Regions from separate parts of the Homo sapiens genome. Here region 1 is linked to region 2. Evidence: chromatin loops called from intact Hi-C (ENCODE). Cell type or tissue: GM12878. All regions are shown on one strand.

What was found. Hi-C counts contacts between places; a loop is a spot of excess contacts. Peaks named below come from ENCODE experiments on the same cell type or tissue, not always from the same donor. Only the 100,000 strongest peaks of a DNase experiment are listed, where the experiment ranks them.
Region 1: it touches region 2 in a loop (2.3-fold over the local background); 3 of 110 quality-filtered maps call a loop at or near these places.

The regions. Positions count from the first base shown.
Region 1 is chr7:69,734,964-69,742,963 of GRCh38, reverse strand. All of the region lies in intron 1 of AUTS2 (activator of transcription and developmental regulator AUTS2), which reads right to left. Among named protein-coding and RNA genes, the nearest start is that of AUTS2, 140 kb to the right of the region's middle. In GM12878, no CTCF peak of the experiment used is centred here; DNase peaks (open chromatin) are centred at 2,843, 3,573 and 4,433; H3K4me3 peaks cover 1,118 bases; H3K27ac peaks cover 1,806 bases.
Region 2 is chr7:69,673,053-69,681,052 of GRCh38, reverse strand. All of the region lies in intron 1 of AUTS2 (activator of transcription and developmental regulator AUTS2), which reads right to left. Among named protein-coding and RNA genes, the nearest start is that of AUTS2, 79 kb to the right of the region's middle. In GM12878, a CTCF peak has its summit at 3,818 (motif pointing right); a DNase peak (open chromatin) is centred at 6,006; H3K27ac peaks cover 4,078 bases.

The sequences.
Region 1 (8,000 bases), 62 kb before region 2:
GATACCCCATCTTTTCTGTGGATCTGGGGAAGAGCAAATAAAAACAGAATAGCTAGAACAACAACAATAAAAAAGACAAGTTGGTAACATCTCTACATAAAAGTCATAAAAGTGGTTTACAGGCAACAAATAATTACCACAACTAGCCACCTACTATGTGAGGCTTGGAGAAGAGCTTTAAATGTGTTCTCATGCAACCTTCCCAGCAACTCAGAGAAATAGGAAGTATTACAATGATCACTGTATAGATGAAGAAACTGATTCTTAGGACAGGTAAGATAATCTACCAAAGGTATATACAACTAGCGAGTGATAGAACTCACAGTTCAATCAAATCTATCTTCAAAGTTAGTTTTGATGCTTAAATGTACTCCCACCCCAATCTCAATGAAATCAAAGTTTTAAGAAAATAATGTAAAAAGTTAGTCAAAGTATGGACATCCCAACCAAGCCTGCATTGCCTCCAACTGTTCCAGTATTTTTCTGAGAATGTAACAGCCACTGTTATTTACAGAGCAAACATGCCAAGCATAGTGCTAAGGGCTTTAGATATGAACCCAGGTAATCTTCACAACAAACCTACAAGACTCAAAGAGAAGAAAATCTTTCCCCCTAGAACTGTGTATCCAGCTAACTACCTTTTGAGATGAAGGGCAAAAGAAAGACATCTATGATAAACAAAAAAGAGCATTTACTACCAATAGGCACTCGCTCAAGGAAATTCTAAAGAAAAGTCAAACCTGAAGGAAGGTCTGAGACACAAGAAAGAAATATGAACAAACAAATTGTCAAATACATAGGTAAATCTAAAAGACCATCTGCCCTCCCCCCTCAAAAAAAAAAAAAAAAAAAGGTAAAATAGGCTGGGCACCAGTGGCTTATGCCTATAATCCCAGCACTTTCAGAGGCTGAGGTGGAAAGGATCACTTTAGCCCAGGAATTCAACACCAGCCTGGGCAACATAGGGAGACCCTGTCTCTACAAAAATAGAAATTTTTTAAATTAGCCAAGCGTGGTGCTTCATGCCTAATACTTAGGAGGCTAAGTGGGGAGGATCACTTAAGCCTGTGAAGTTGAGGCTGCAGTGAGCCAATATCGCACCACTGAACTTCAACCTGAGTGACAGAGGGAGGCCCTGTCTCAAAAAAAAAAAAGGCAAAACAAATACTGGATTTAGGTTGGGGTGGCAGTATGATCAGATATAGGGTAGTCACTTGTATTATCCAAGGTGGTTAGGCTATGGATTTTTTTTTTTTTTTAAGACAGGGTTTTGCTCTGCTGCTCAGGCTGGAGTACAGTGGTGCCATCATGGCTCACTGCAACCTCTGCCTTCCAGGCTCAATCCATCCTCCTGCCTCAGCCTCCCAAGTAGCTAGGAATACAGGTGCATGCCACCACACCCAGCTAATTTTTTTATTTTTAGTAGAGGCAGGGTTTCGCCACATTGCCCAGGCTGGTCTCGAACTCCTGGGCTCAAGCAATCCGCCCAACTTGGCCTCCCAAAGTACTGGGATTATGGGTGTGAGCCACCGCACCTGTCCTGGATTAACTTTAGACTTAAAAGTATATGTGACTTTATTTCAAGGGTAATTACTAAAACAATAGTATGTGAATCTTTAAAACCAAATCGGGGTTCGAGGTGGGGTGGAGTTGAATAAGAAGGAATGAGCTGGAAAATGGTGGTGCCCAGATTCGAATCCAGGATGCCAAGTTCCCAAGCCTATTTGCAAAAGAATACCACCACATTGCATACAATCAGCTCTCAGAAATCACATGTGTGTCCTTAGGAAACAAACATACTATTTCCGCTTGTCATCTTTTCTCAAAGCACATGAAGACTTAAGATTTAAATCCTCAGTGGATCAAGAGTTGATGAGAAATTACCACCACAGGCCACACTCCATACACAGCACTTGTTTTTGGCCTCTCCAAAGGAAATCTTTCCAAGTAGGTTGGAAAGTCAACAAGATGGTAACTAGAAGCAGAACTTTTTTTATTGCTAGAACTATCCAAGCCCATCGCCACTTTAAATTTTGCCTAAAAATTAACAATCCCTGGGCAAAAGCTCTTTCTCATAGCCGAAGGAGCAGTGATAACCTCACACCTAAACTCTGCATTGCTCTCCTATTGAAAGACATTTCTGGCCGGGCGCAGTGGCTCATGCCTATAATCCCAGCACCTTGGGAGGCCGAGGCGGGCAGATTACCTAAGGTCAGGGGTTTGAGACCAGCCTAACATGGTGAAAGTCCGTCTCTATTAAAAATACAAAAAAATTAGCCAGGCATGGTGGCAGGCGCCTGTAATCCCAGCTCCTTGGGAGGCTGAGGCAGGAGAATTCCTTGAACCCGGGAGGTGGAGGTTGCAGTGAGCCAAGATCACACCATTGCACTCCAGCCTGGGCAACAAGAGCAAACCTCCATCTCAAAAAAGAAAAAAAAAAGACATTTCTGATTTAAGTATGTTTTTGTCAAGAATCTTTAATTATGTTTCACAATTGTGTCTTCCTTTCTTTCACTTGCCTAAGATTTCAACTTCAGTGCCTCAGAAGTAGATTAAATAAAGATAAGCTCTTGTCAATCAGAGCTGGCTTCTCCTCCCCCCACCTACCTTCTCTGGTTACTAGTTCCAAATGCTGCCAATCAAGAAAAATTCTTGCACATCAGCTGTCATTCTTTCCTGTCTAAATGACGCTGGTCACACTTCATTAGGAACACTGTCCTGATCAAAAGCTACAGCCAATCATGTCCACAGAACATCGAAGAAGCAGCTGGTCATGTCTAGCTGGTGTCTGGCACAATTCCCACTCACAGAGGATGCAAGCAGGGCCAGACACACTTCCCCAGGGCCAAAGAGGCAGCTAGTCATGTCTCTGGCACATTACAGGCTGCTGTAAACTACATGTCCTCTGCTGATTGTGTTCCTACGTCATTGGCCCACTAAAGATAGTCTCAAACTTGAGTAAGTCCTCGTAGCCACAAAGACCACTGGGAGTTTAGCAGTCCTCTCCTTCATTAGCTGGTTGTGACACTGAGGGATTTAAGTCAAGCTGCTGGTTTCTAATTCTCCAGACAGCAGGTTCAATCCTTCCCCAACATACAGAAGTTTACAACAGCCACCATTCTATACACCGACGACAACATCCATACTCTCTTAGCACAGACTGCATATACTATGTCAAGGAAACAGTAAAGAATTAGCACAAATCTGATAGTTAAAGCCTCAAAGAGCCAATTCTTTCAACTCAAATACTTATTTTCAACTGTATTGACATAGTACTGTTGTGACATTTACTTAAAAAGATGAGGTGGGTGGGAGATTTTTAAAACTACAGCCCTTTAAACACCTAAAGAAACAGTAGGATAGAAGCAAGAGCAGAATTTGGTTGAGGTATTTTTGGTTGTTGTTTTCTTTTGAGCTTGCAAGCTCTTTATTCTCCAGTTGAGCTATCCTGTTTGTCCCCAGGGTATAGTGCAGAAAGCTTTATACCCAAGATTCAACATGCCAGTCATGCCCTTAAATCCCAGATGTGTGTACCCACATCAGGAGCCTGGCTGTGTCAATATGCAGGTGCGGAATGACTCAGAGGTGGGCCATTCATACCAGAAGAGGCATTTGCCTGGGTTCAGAGTGAATCAGAAGTTCAGTTATTAGTAATAGAAGTGGTTATTTAAATGTATGATTTCATCCTAATTAAAACTAATGGGGGAGAGAATTTGCATTTAGCTGCCTAGTAAATAGCTCTGTTATTTCACTTTTAATATCTGAAGGGTATTAGCAAGATAAGGTTTTCAGGGCAGGAGGGGAGGGAAGTGAAGGTGGTGGGTTGTTATTCCCACCCCCTGAAGATTGGTTTTATATCCTATTCCTTTTCTTTAGTGCTTTTTAACAACCTCCACCCATCTAACCAACCCCCTAGGCCAGAACCTAATAAAACATTCCATCTTAGAAAGCTAACAGTCCAGTACACCTAAGAAAACCACCCAGGGACACCACCGAACATCTTGCATTCACACTAATAACTGCAGGATATCTGATTAGGAGAATGCAAAATAAGAAGCCATTAATAGCAGCCCTCATCTCCTTCCTCCACACTGATTACCAAAAGAACAGCAGCAGCTGAATCAGAGCTAAATCCTATTCACAAGGGACCTAGGGCAACAAAGAGGAAAAAAAACCGTTAGAGTAGTGCTTCTCAAGGGAAGCTGCTTTAAGTCATTTTGATTCTGGCATCAATCACGCCTGCCACAAACCAATAAGCATGTATAACGCAAGCAAAGACTAGATTCCATTCCTTCCCTCCCTCCTGGGGTTCAGCACAGTGCACCTAGCATACTTAATTGCCCTGCCAACCAAACTGCTACTTGCAAGGCCTCCAGAGGAACTCAGCTAGTCCAAGGCTGAGTTTAACTCACAGGCTTAAATGTTTACCCTGAGAGCACAAAAATATCAGCTGGGGAGAGGGAACAGATGGCCTCAGGGCAGCCCACTCTCACTCTCACAGAAGCTGACTAACCACAAGACTCTTTCGAAGAGTTTTACCCTCTCTGTGCCTTAGTTTTTTTACCTGATAGCATATCTGCTCCCCAGGGTCATTGTGGGAAGTAAACAAATTAATTCACATAAAATACCACGAACAGTGCTTAATAAAAATTAAGTGTCTCCACCCTTGTCCCCCTCCCATGTACCTATAGAAGAGAGAGAAGGGGATGAAAAAGGAGAGAAGGAAAAAAAAAATGGATCCAAGGATATGGCTTAGATTTACAGATAAAGAACCTGATGGCCCACCTCCCCAAATGACCCCCTTGCATTGAACTTTACTCCACCCCAAATCTGTAGTTCTCTCCCTTCCAAAGGCACAGTTTCTGACTCCTGGCTTAGCAGTCAGTGAAGATGATCAGAATTCCCCTTCTCTGCAAAGAACCTCAGCAAAAAAAAAAATAATAATTAGCGTTTCCATAAACACAGTATTTTGAGATTGGTGAGGGATCTGTGGATCCCCAAACTCTGTGCAAGTCAAAATGAATTTGCTGGTAGACAGCCAATGTTTCCGATTTGATTTGGCAGAATATACCCAGTTAGGATGTTCTCTCAATGCAATTAGCAATGCACTGTCAATGAGCAGTTTAGCTATTGACAATACCTGTTGCAATTTAATTTTAAATGTCAATGACTTGTTTGGGTTCACTGTAACAAGGCTTTTATGCATGACAAATAAGCATCCTAGAACAACAGGATGGATGAGCAAAACAAGAGGGTGAAGAAAATCAATAGACACTGTATAAGGGGCTGTCTTTCAAACATCCCCCTGTGGCTATGACTGCCATGAACAAGGCAGGCTGCTCCTCCCAGGAGCAGACTGGGGACTTAGGGAGTGTGTTACTGTCATCTACTTTTGCAACTGATGCCCACTGTTCCTAATGGGATATGGGAATGAGGAGCAGACCAGGTTCTGGAGATAACCCGGACTAGGCAAAAATGCTAGCCCAAGCAGGGACTTGCTTCTGAGGACACCACAGTGACTCTGCCCGACTTTTACTAGCTAGGTGGCCTTGAGCAAGTTATCTAACCTCTCTTTGCCTCAATTTCTTCCTCATCTATACAATTAGGATAATTGTAAAGAATATATAAACAAACATATTACAAGCACTTAGCACAGTACTTGGTACATTAATAGCATTTGATAAATGTTAGCCTCTTGTTATTATTCAATTGAGTTAAATGGTTGATATTACTCAAAAAAGAAACAAAAAAAACAATCTATACACTCGCACAACATAGAAGGATGTCACCAATTCAAGCATCTACAGTGCAGGACTTTGAGTAAAGTTGACTCCCATGGAAAAACTGAGAGGGGTAGAGTCTACAGCAAAATGGAAAATCTGTACCCCTTTCCTAGAGCACTCCTGCTCTCAATAACAAATGAAGCCAGGCATGCAGCATGGCCTGACACTGCCAGGTGTTCTGATTTTCCCGGAATAACCCTAAATCTGGATTTTTTTAAATGTGAAATGTCCTGGACTTTAAATGTTGAAAAGTACCTCCAAAATTTTTAAAACAACAAATATGCCAAATGAACCAAACCTGTGCCTGGACCAGGTTTATTAAAGACTATATTTCTGAGAAGTCTCTCGTCCAGGGTAACCCTTAAGAACTCCCTAGGGAAAAAAAAGTCACCAAAAGTCTTTACTCATTTCCCATATAGGTGAAGCCTTACCAGAGAATAACACCACAGAAGGGTCTGCAGAGAATCTGGAGTGTCCTCTAAATCACAGGACAAGAAGCTGCAGCAGGTGCTTCCATGCTGACTTACAGCCTGCTTACTGAGAGGGTAAGTGGATGATTTATGAGTTGCAAAGGTGATGCAAAATGCTAATCAGCTTTAAGCTGACACTGGATAACACAAGCAAATTTATATCTTCTCTAAAATAATTCAAATGCTTTTCATGAGGAATAGCAGGCAAGGATAAAGATGAAGTGATAACACTTCAGAGACTTCACAAAATATCCCAATTAATCTAGGCCATAAACCTACAACAGATCCTCACTTCTGAGCACAGGAGCACATCCCGGCTGAAAATCACAGGAAATACCCAAGTCAAAGCAAATCAGCCAATAGGTTTCCCAATTCAGATGCCTAGGGAATTTCACTGTGTTTCTGAGATGACTTTGGTTTACCACAATATCCTTAGCGTCTTTATTCCTCTTTGCCAAGTATAGATTGAGAAGGAGGTGGTGTGAGGCATGAAGGAAGGATGGGGCATGGATCACGAGACAGACTGGGGGTTAAATGAGAAGTCTCCAGGATGACAGAAAAAAGAGAAAAAAAGGTTCACAAAGTACCACTTTAAACAATTTTCACTTTTTTCAACAAATGCATGTATTCAACAAATATTCACTGAGTGCCCACTAATGTCAGGTGCTAGTCTACGTACTGGAAATCCAGCACTATAGGAAACAAAGTCCCTGCAGACACAAAGCTTATATCCTTGGGCCATCCATACTGAGACCTAAGAATTAATCTTGGAAGCAGAGATCACAGACTTTTTATGTTAGAAAGGACTTTTAAATCTCATTCAGCACTGAATGTGAGATACAAATGTCCTCCACAGCTTTCATTGACAGACATTTCACTAAGCTCTGCCCTCTGTGCTAGTCCCCTGCACTGGCTGTCTACAGCAGCAAATCAGATAAGGGCCAGCCCTTACGGAGCTCACAAGACTCCTTGTCAGGGGGCTGTGCGGCCACCTCCACTGAACAGAACTCACCATACTCTAGTTGTGTTTGTGGCCACTTCTATGGAGCCCAAGGCTTCTGGCTAAGGGTACTGCTTGCTAGCTCTGGGGAGAAAAGGGGCTTAATCTGTTTGTGCCCCTCAGCCAGCTTCCACCTAAGTAGCCCCATTCTTTTTATTAACTGATAGTCTAAAAACAGGTGTCTTTGGGAGAAAATAATAGTTTCATGGGTTAAATAATTAGAAGGTAAAAAGTAGTATCTCTCAAAGGATGTTGGTCCCTTCTGTTAAACCTGTTCTCTTTATGTTCAGCCCCCACAGCATCCATTCATCAGTCCCCGGTCTGCTCTGCAGGGCCACCAGAATTATGGTTCCTCCTTCATAGGATAACTCTGCAACTGTCTGAAAACAGTACAAGGGTTATCATCTCCTTTCATAACCAGGTCTGATACCCCAGTTTCATCACTCACAATGGTGCCTCCTCAGGTGCTTTCTCATTCTTTTGCCATTACCAATCCAAAAACTATGTAATAAAGTGTTTTAGGAGTAGTATTATCCTACATAAAGGTTTATGAAAAAACGCTCTGTTTAAGACATCTCACATAATCAGACTGGGTAAGAGACTTGACATAGAAGAGGCAAGTATATCCTACAAATTATATACAGAATCCTGGAGCTTCTGGAGGATGCAATAGAGTTGTCTGAATATCAAATGTGCTTGATCGTTAAGAGTCAGATTCCTGCAACCTATTCCAGAACTACTGAATTA
Region 2 (8,000 bases):
TGTGCTAAGTGAAATAAGTCAGTCACAAAAAGACAAATACTATGTAATTCCATTTAGATGAGGTATCTAAAATACTCAAATTCAGCTGGGTGTGGTGGTTCATGCCTGTAATCCCAGCACTTTGGGAGGCTGAGGCTGGCGGATTACTTGAGGTCAGGAGTTCAAGGCCAGCCTGGCCAATATGGTGAAACCCTGTCTCTACTAAAAATACAAAAATTAGCTGGGTATGGTGGCGCGAGCCCGTAATCCCAGCTACTCAGGAGGGTGAGGCAGGAGAATCACTTGAACCTGGGGGATGGATGCTGCAGTGAGCCGAAACCATACCACTGCACTCCAGCCTGAGCAACACAGAGAGCCCGTCTCAAAAAATAAAAAATAAAATAAAATACTCAGATTCATAGAAAGAGAAATGAGAATGGTGCTTACCAGGGGCTGGAGGGAACAAGGGAGGGGAGTTGTTGTTTAAGGGGTATAGAGTTTCATATTCACAAGATGAAAAATTTCTGGAGCTCTGTTTCACAATGAAATGACTATACTTAACACTACTGAAGTATCTACACTTTAAAATGGTTAAGATGGTACACTTTGTAATATTTTTTTAACACAATAAAAAACAACAATGATAATGCGTGTATGCTAGCACACATGCACAATAAGTAGATAAAGACAGGCCTAGGGACAACTCATCTTAAGTAGCTGTTTAAAGTGATTTCATGCAAGTAATTGAATCAGACAGTATATTTGCCACCTGGATTATAACTGCTAAACAAAATGCTCAAAAGCCAATTCTGACAATCCCTACCTATGTAACCATACTTAAGTATTCATAAATGAATCAATGAATGACTTGAATCAATGGATTACTTCTGAAAAACAACTACTATAGGATTTCTATTTAGTATAAGGCAGCATGCCTAAACCCACTTCATGATAAGAATAACATACACGTGCCATTAAATTTTTCCAATGTAACAGGAAAAAAAGTCAATGCTCTTCCAAAACACATCTAACTAAAAAATGTAGTATCTATGTAGAGACAAGTATATAATGTTAAAAGAAAACAACTGTTTAGTCAAGAAATGGTAATTCTTATAAGTTTTTTTAAAGGAAGAAAAGGGGACTGATTTCATTCAAAGGTCCTTGTGTGTCACAAAAGTTAAAAAAAAATTTTCTCAAATGTCTAAATTCAACCAAGTAAGGCAACACTCAACCATTTCATCCAGTTAAAATAAATAAAACTAAAAATCTATTCCATAGATGATGTATGTAACTGACATTTGCTTCTACTCCCCAAAATAAATTATTACTGACATGAAATATACAATCACATATCTTACAAGCCCAAAACATAGAAATGCAAAAGTACACACAGTCTTCTCTTTCCTGATTTCTTCCAAATGTAGATCATTCCCAGAAGTATTTTTTTCATTATTTAAAACTATCAATCTAGAAAGATTTCAATGCAGACAGAGTTATTTTTTTACATTTGAAATGTCTGCCGAACAATCTACCAGGTATCACACATCATCATTTATTTCCATAAAATCAACACAAATTTTAAAATGCAATAGCTAAGTTTACTGAACACTTAGTTATAACTGCCTCAATATTAACTAAACAATTCTCAGAGCTGCCTTATAAGGTAAGACCTGGAATCCCCATTTTATAGGTAAGATAACTGAGGCATGTAGCTAAGGCATTGTTGAGCCTGAATGTAAATCCTGGCAGACTGGTTCCAGAACCCATGCTATTATATTAACCACTACCAATACTATCGCCCATTAATGTACATGAAAGACACTGACACACTGGTCAATTCTTCTGTAACTCCAGGAAATGGTCCTACAGAGAGAACTAAAGAGAAACTACGAATGCCAAACATTCTGGCCTTGGCCAGTCACAATCTCTCTAGCTTTGTTTTTCTTATTGTGAAGTAAGTTTAAAAAATCCAACACCTGATAATATAGTTGGCTGGAAACAAAACCCAGCAAAAATATACACATATACTTCACTATGGCGACAGCATGGCCAATTACTCTCCTGATATCTCCCTTCTTCCACTTCCAATCTAGAGACAGGCCTTCCTTTGCCAAACATACTTTCCCATCCCCACAAAAGTAATTCTACAGCAAAACGTGCAGCATTATCGGCAAAAGCTAAACAGAAGGAGTCAGCATCTCTCTTCTAAGCCATGTCCCTGTCTGAAATATAATACAGTGGGCAAGTTGTTTCTCTGAAATAGATGGATCTATGGTTTGAGGGCAGCACAGAGCGTAAATCTGTCTCCATGAATGGCTCACGCCGTGTCTTTCTCGTTTTGTGTGCTATTGTGTGCTATCTGGCAATATATCTGTCACAGCTCTACTTCCTCCCTTCCACAAGAACAAAAGTTGAGAGAGATTGGAAATACAACCCCAGGCACAGCCTTATAAAGGCCACAATTGAGTTTCTGAAAACTCCAGGCCAACTCTAGGCAAAGCACCAGTTCAGCCTGTCTGTACACGAGGCAATTTGGTTAAGTAATAACACCATTTCGCCATGATTTTTGTTCCGCTCACAACAGAAATCATATCAGAGAAACCACGACTTACCATAAAATTATTTTAAAAAGAGAAACTTGATTCTGATATCCAAATAGAATATAAATTCTGCTTTTACACACGCTGGTCCCATCTGTAACACCCAGAAGTCAATTCAAGAGGCTGTAGACAGTGAAGGGATAACTTCAGATTTCCCTTGAAATGTTTTTGCAGCCTCAGCAGAAATTCAAAATGCCAGTAGTGTTGCTCTCAGTGTCTCTGTTCTGGCCCCCAAGACCCACAGGCCTGGCTTCCTCCAAGAAATGCTTGCATGAGGATCAAGCAGGGGACGAGTTTTTCCTGTGCCTGTCAGAAAGAATACTGGCCTTTCAGATGAGCACTTCCAGATTTCATAGGTCAGCCTGAGAACTTAAAACACTATTACAAAATCATTGTCCTTCAGCCCCAAGCATCTTAAAAGTAATTTATCAGCAGCATCACTGCCAACCTTACCCCAAGAGCTTGCTTTGGCATAACAACTGTTCAGGGTCTCAAAATGGGCTTTTCCAGAGAACTCGTAGAGGTCCCTGTGTTTAAATTACTGATCCCAAAACTCAAAATAGAATCTCAGCCCATTTGAAAACTGCACTTATAAAAACCACCATTTAGGCTCAAAGCTATGTAATTTGCAAATGCTCCTGCTTCTGTCTAAGTTTGCTTTTGGTGCTTAAAATCCAGCCAAAGGATGGAATTTAATACAACTACAAAATTAACAACAGATGGCCTAGTACATTTAACCTAGAGGAGTAAACAATGTGAGCGATGTCTCCAAAAAATAAATCTCCCCAGGAAGGCTATAAGAATATCTGAAAAACACCAAAATAAAAACTGGTGACTTCAAAAACGAAACTCAAACCCAGATTAGATCATCATGTAAGCATTACCATTTCCCTAACAATAAGTGTCAGTTTCTCCTTTCATCCACGTAGACCTTTTGTTAAGGACAAGATACCATCTTTTTTCCTCACTCTTCAACAACTTTCTCATCCTATAGAAGGGAAACGCTGGCAAAGGCTGGGTTAATGCTGGGGTTTCCAGTTAAGCACTATAGTTTTACAACAGTACAAAAATAACCAATTTTCAAACTATCAGAACACAATAAAAGATATTCAGCATGAACTTTAATATAATGTAGCTTTCCTTTGAAGACCCTGGAAAACTTGTACCTTGGATTTGTTGCCAGAAACATCAGTTATCACTATTAGTCAAGGTAGAGTGATGGGCAGCTCAGAGACCAGTAGGGGGCCACTAACTAAATCTTAACATCAAGCACCTCACTTCTCTGGGCTTTTGGCTGTCTTTATTTATAAAGAATGGTACACAGAGACTCTCTAAACTCTATCAGCTCTGACAGCCTATATTTCTTCAGAAACCCTTATACTCAAAAAGCTCCATTTAACAAGACATCCAAATAGATTAGATTTTCTATCTCTCTTCAGAAATTTTCTATCAGCTGATAATTCCCAAGGAATCTCCATAAACAGGCACCAAAATTGTCCACTGTTAAAATGAATGATGAGAAGCTGTGTGTTCTTGAAAAGCATCTACATATGAAACATAATGCACTTCCTTTACCCTTCTGTGAAAAAAATCTACTTCAATATATGAAGCATGGTCAGAAAACAGTTTCAGAATACTTTAAAAAAAAAAAAGAAAAAAGAAAAAAACCAGAGTTTCAGGAATAAATAAGAATTTAGGGCTGGCAGGTAGGGAGCCTATCCACTGAAAAATTAACTAAAAAGAGAAGTAAGATTTCCACAGAATACTGAAAAGTAATCATCGTTTATTTTCAGTTTTTCCTCCCCAAGATGGACATATGGCTATAGAGGCACAAAAATGTCTTACCATTCTAATATTTAAATTGTCAGACTTACTTAAGTCACACTTATTTAAGTCAAGATACCTTGCCATAGTTGACTTAAACCAAATTGTGAAGCATAAGACCTCCATTTCTTTATCTTCCCCCAGACCAAGACCTGAAAAGTTACAAGAGGTGGCTCAGGACTCAGTTTATAGTCATTTCTAGAAACATCTGCATTTTAAAAAGAGCAAACCAGGACATGGCCTTGCCTCAGCAACTCTCTAAATGCATAAAGACTTTAAAGAAAGTGATCTCAATGGAGGGGAGAGAAAAGGTTTGTTCAGAGATGCTAACATCCCAGGATACAGGTTTAGATTGCTACAAAAGCCACCCTAGGTAGTCTCAGGGCCATACCTAAGGGTCTACAACTAGTTCCTTTGAATCCCCAAATGCTTCATCTCCCTTCTAATATTCTGTAAGGTATATTACACACTGATGTGACTACAAATAATTTCTTATTTTTAGAATGTCATGCCATCCTTCTGAATAACTGGAGATATTTCTGAACACCAGAACCTTTGGTTCAGGAATTGCCAACTCAACTCCTTAGGTATGCACAGACTGGGATCCAAGCAGGTTCTACCTTCTCTTTCAGTCTTCCTGTCTACCTGCAGCTTACCAATATAATACCTTCTACAAGCACATGGATGATCTGCCAATATATAATGTAAAAATTATTTTAAAATGTACTCCTCACACTTAGTTTCCCGGTCTGCGAAATGATGTCAGTCCTCAGATGTGAATATATATACATACAAGTACACACATCATGGGACTGTGGGTGCAAAGAGTCAAACCTCAGCCAAGGCCGGACACAGTGGCTCACACCTGTAATCCCAGCACTGTGGGAGGCCAAGACAGGAGGACCACCTGAGGTCAGGAGTTCGAGACCAACCTGGCCAGCATAGAGAAACCCCGTCTCCACTAAAAATACAAAAATTAGCCAGGTGTGGTGGCGCACACCTGTAATCCCAGTTTCTTGGGAGGCTAAGGCAGGTGAATGTCTTGAACCCGGGAGGCAGAGGTTGCAGAGATGAGACCACACCACTGCACTCCAGCCTGGGATACAGAGCAAGACTCCATCTCAAAAAAAAAAAAAAAAAAAAACCCTCAGCCAAAACCACCCTGAGAAATGATCACAGCACAGTACAGTATTCTGCTGGGTGGAGAAGGATCAAGTCCTAGAGAGATTTAGGTGTCTAGATGAATCTGTTAAAAATCTTAAAAAGTTTCACTAGTCCTGGAGACAAAATACGTTAGTATATTATTAGAATAAATTTGTAAAATTATTTTTTAAAAGCAACAATGGAAACAAATAGCAAGATTCAAGTTTCATGTACGTCTAAAAAAGTTCTAATATAAAAGCCAGCTTCTCATCAAGGAAGTAGGCCACATACAGAAAAAAAGGTCAGGATCTCACACTTAGGCTATTTAAAAGAGGTTAGTGCTACCAGAGACTCCTTATTGATTTGGTAAGATTCCCAGAGCAGAGAAGCAGGGACTTTCTCCCTCTGTCTTGTTGCCAAAGTGAAAGCACTATCAAGGGTAAACTGTGGTCAGACCAGTTTCACCTCTTTTAAAGAGCTACACCATTGTCAACTGTCAGTCACAGGGTTAAAGACACCAGACTAACATATTAACAAATGCAACCAACTAAAGAAAATACACAGGAGCCCAAATTATAGGATGCTGTGCACACACTTCGGAATCTGTTCCTGCAGTACGCCTTCTGTCCTGACCCACGTTTCTTGTCCCTCTCACAGCCTCACCACAGAGCATTCAGCTTGACTACTCTTTTCCCTAGCCATCTGACCTGCAATCAAAGCACACAGGCCACACCAGAGGAACTGTGATAAAACAGTTCATCCTCACCACACACTGAATACCTCAATTTCATTATGCCTGCCACGGTTATTTGATTCATTTTTGCCCAATAAATTAAAAATAACTGATTAGATTCTCAGCCCTTATTCCCTACCCACCCACCCATGCCCCTGTGATGAACTCTCAGGCATGACAGCCATAGAATAATAATTTAATAGCTATTATTATTAAAATTACAATAACAACCAACATATATTAAGTGTTTACAATGTCTCAGGCACTGCTCTAAATAATTTAGAAGTGTTGATACATTGACATGGTGGAGACTCCAATCATCTCCATCTCACAGGTAAGGACAGTAAGCACAGAGAAGTTAAGGTCCCACAGCTCAAGAGTCAGACCAGCACCCAGATCCAGGCAGTCTCCAGAGCCCCTGGTCTTAACCACTATGCCACTCCAGTTCTCAAGAGAGGCAGCCAGAATGGAAGACAAACAGCCTCCAGAGAAGGTACCTGAGAAATTTTTGTCCACTTGCCTATTCCAGGAATTGCTCATGAAATTGCTTTTTTGTCTGTTACATAATGAAGTTTCATAAACAACAAGTACAGAATCAGTGAAATGGTCAGGGAGACAAAATGGCACTCTTTTCAGGCTTGTCCCAGACACACTGGGAGGCTTGTCCCAGACACAGTGGGAAACCTCTGTCACTCTCTAAATGTGCCTTTGCAAAACAGGAGCAAGACTTCCTGGTGCTGTTTTACCTGTTAAATGGCAAATACATAAATTAAATATTTGCAATATTTTTAAAAGATTACATATTTAGAAAAATATATAAACTCACTTAGGAAGTTAAAGCATCTATGAAGAAAAGTTTGTGTCTAAACAAAACAATCACTAAACCCTTATTTCAGACTTCTGGGTTTCAATAACAGATTCTCATTTTTGGCTTAATAGTCCACATCAATCTCCTTTTCCCTGGAGCACATGGTGGAATAGAAACTAATGTCAAAAAGTTGATGTGACTTCTGATGTAAGTAACCCACATCAAACCCCAGTACTATTAGTTGGCAAAGTTACCCCATAATTATAAGACCTTTCTACCAATAAGGAATTCAGACTATTGACAGAAACACAAATATAGCCTGATTCTATCCTGATTTTAGGGCCAACTTCTTAATGAGAATCTTCCCTCTTGTTACAAGCAACTTGTGTGAACACAAACTTGCCCATGGACATTGGTGAGGCTGGCTTCTGGATAAGTGAAGGAAGCAATAGGCCTGAACATCCATGATTATTCCTTAACAGGTTTCTATCTCTCCGTTAGGCCCCTAAATATACATGGCAGAAAGCAGAACAAAACTGTCTTTAGCGCCATAGAATAACTGCCACATAGGCAGACCATCTTTCTAGGTTCAGGGAATAAGGTCATATGAGGATCAGGGCTCCCTTTAATACAATCCCCAGCCAGCCTGTCATTCTCTTTCTTTACTTACTAAAAGTACCAGGAACAGGCCTGCCAAATTTCCTTTTTTAGCACCACAATCTCTTGCCTTAACCAGACAGTCTCCTTCTGTGCCCCACTAAAGCACAGAATACAATCCCCATATCTAAAAACACACAGTCCTTTCCAAAAAAAATTTTTTTAAGTATCTAGGGCTAGTAACAACAGGGAAACATAAAAGTAGGAAAAAGGGCATAAGCTAAATTATCTAATGAAAGCATTTACCATGATTTGA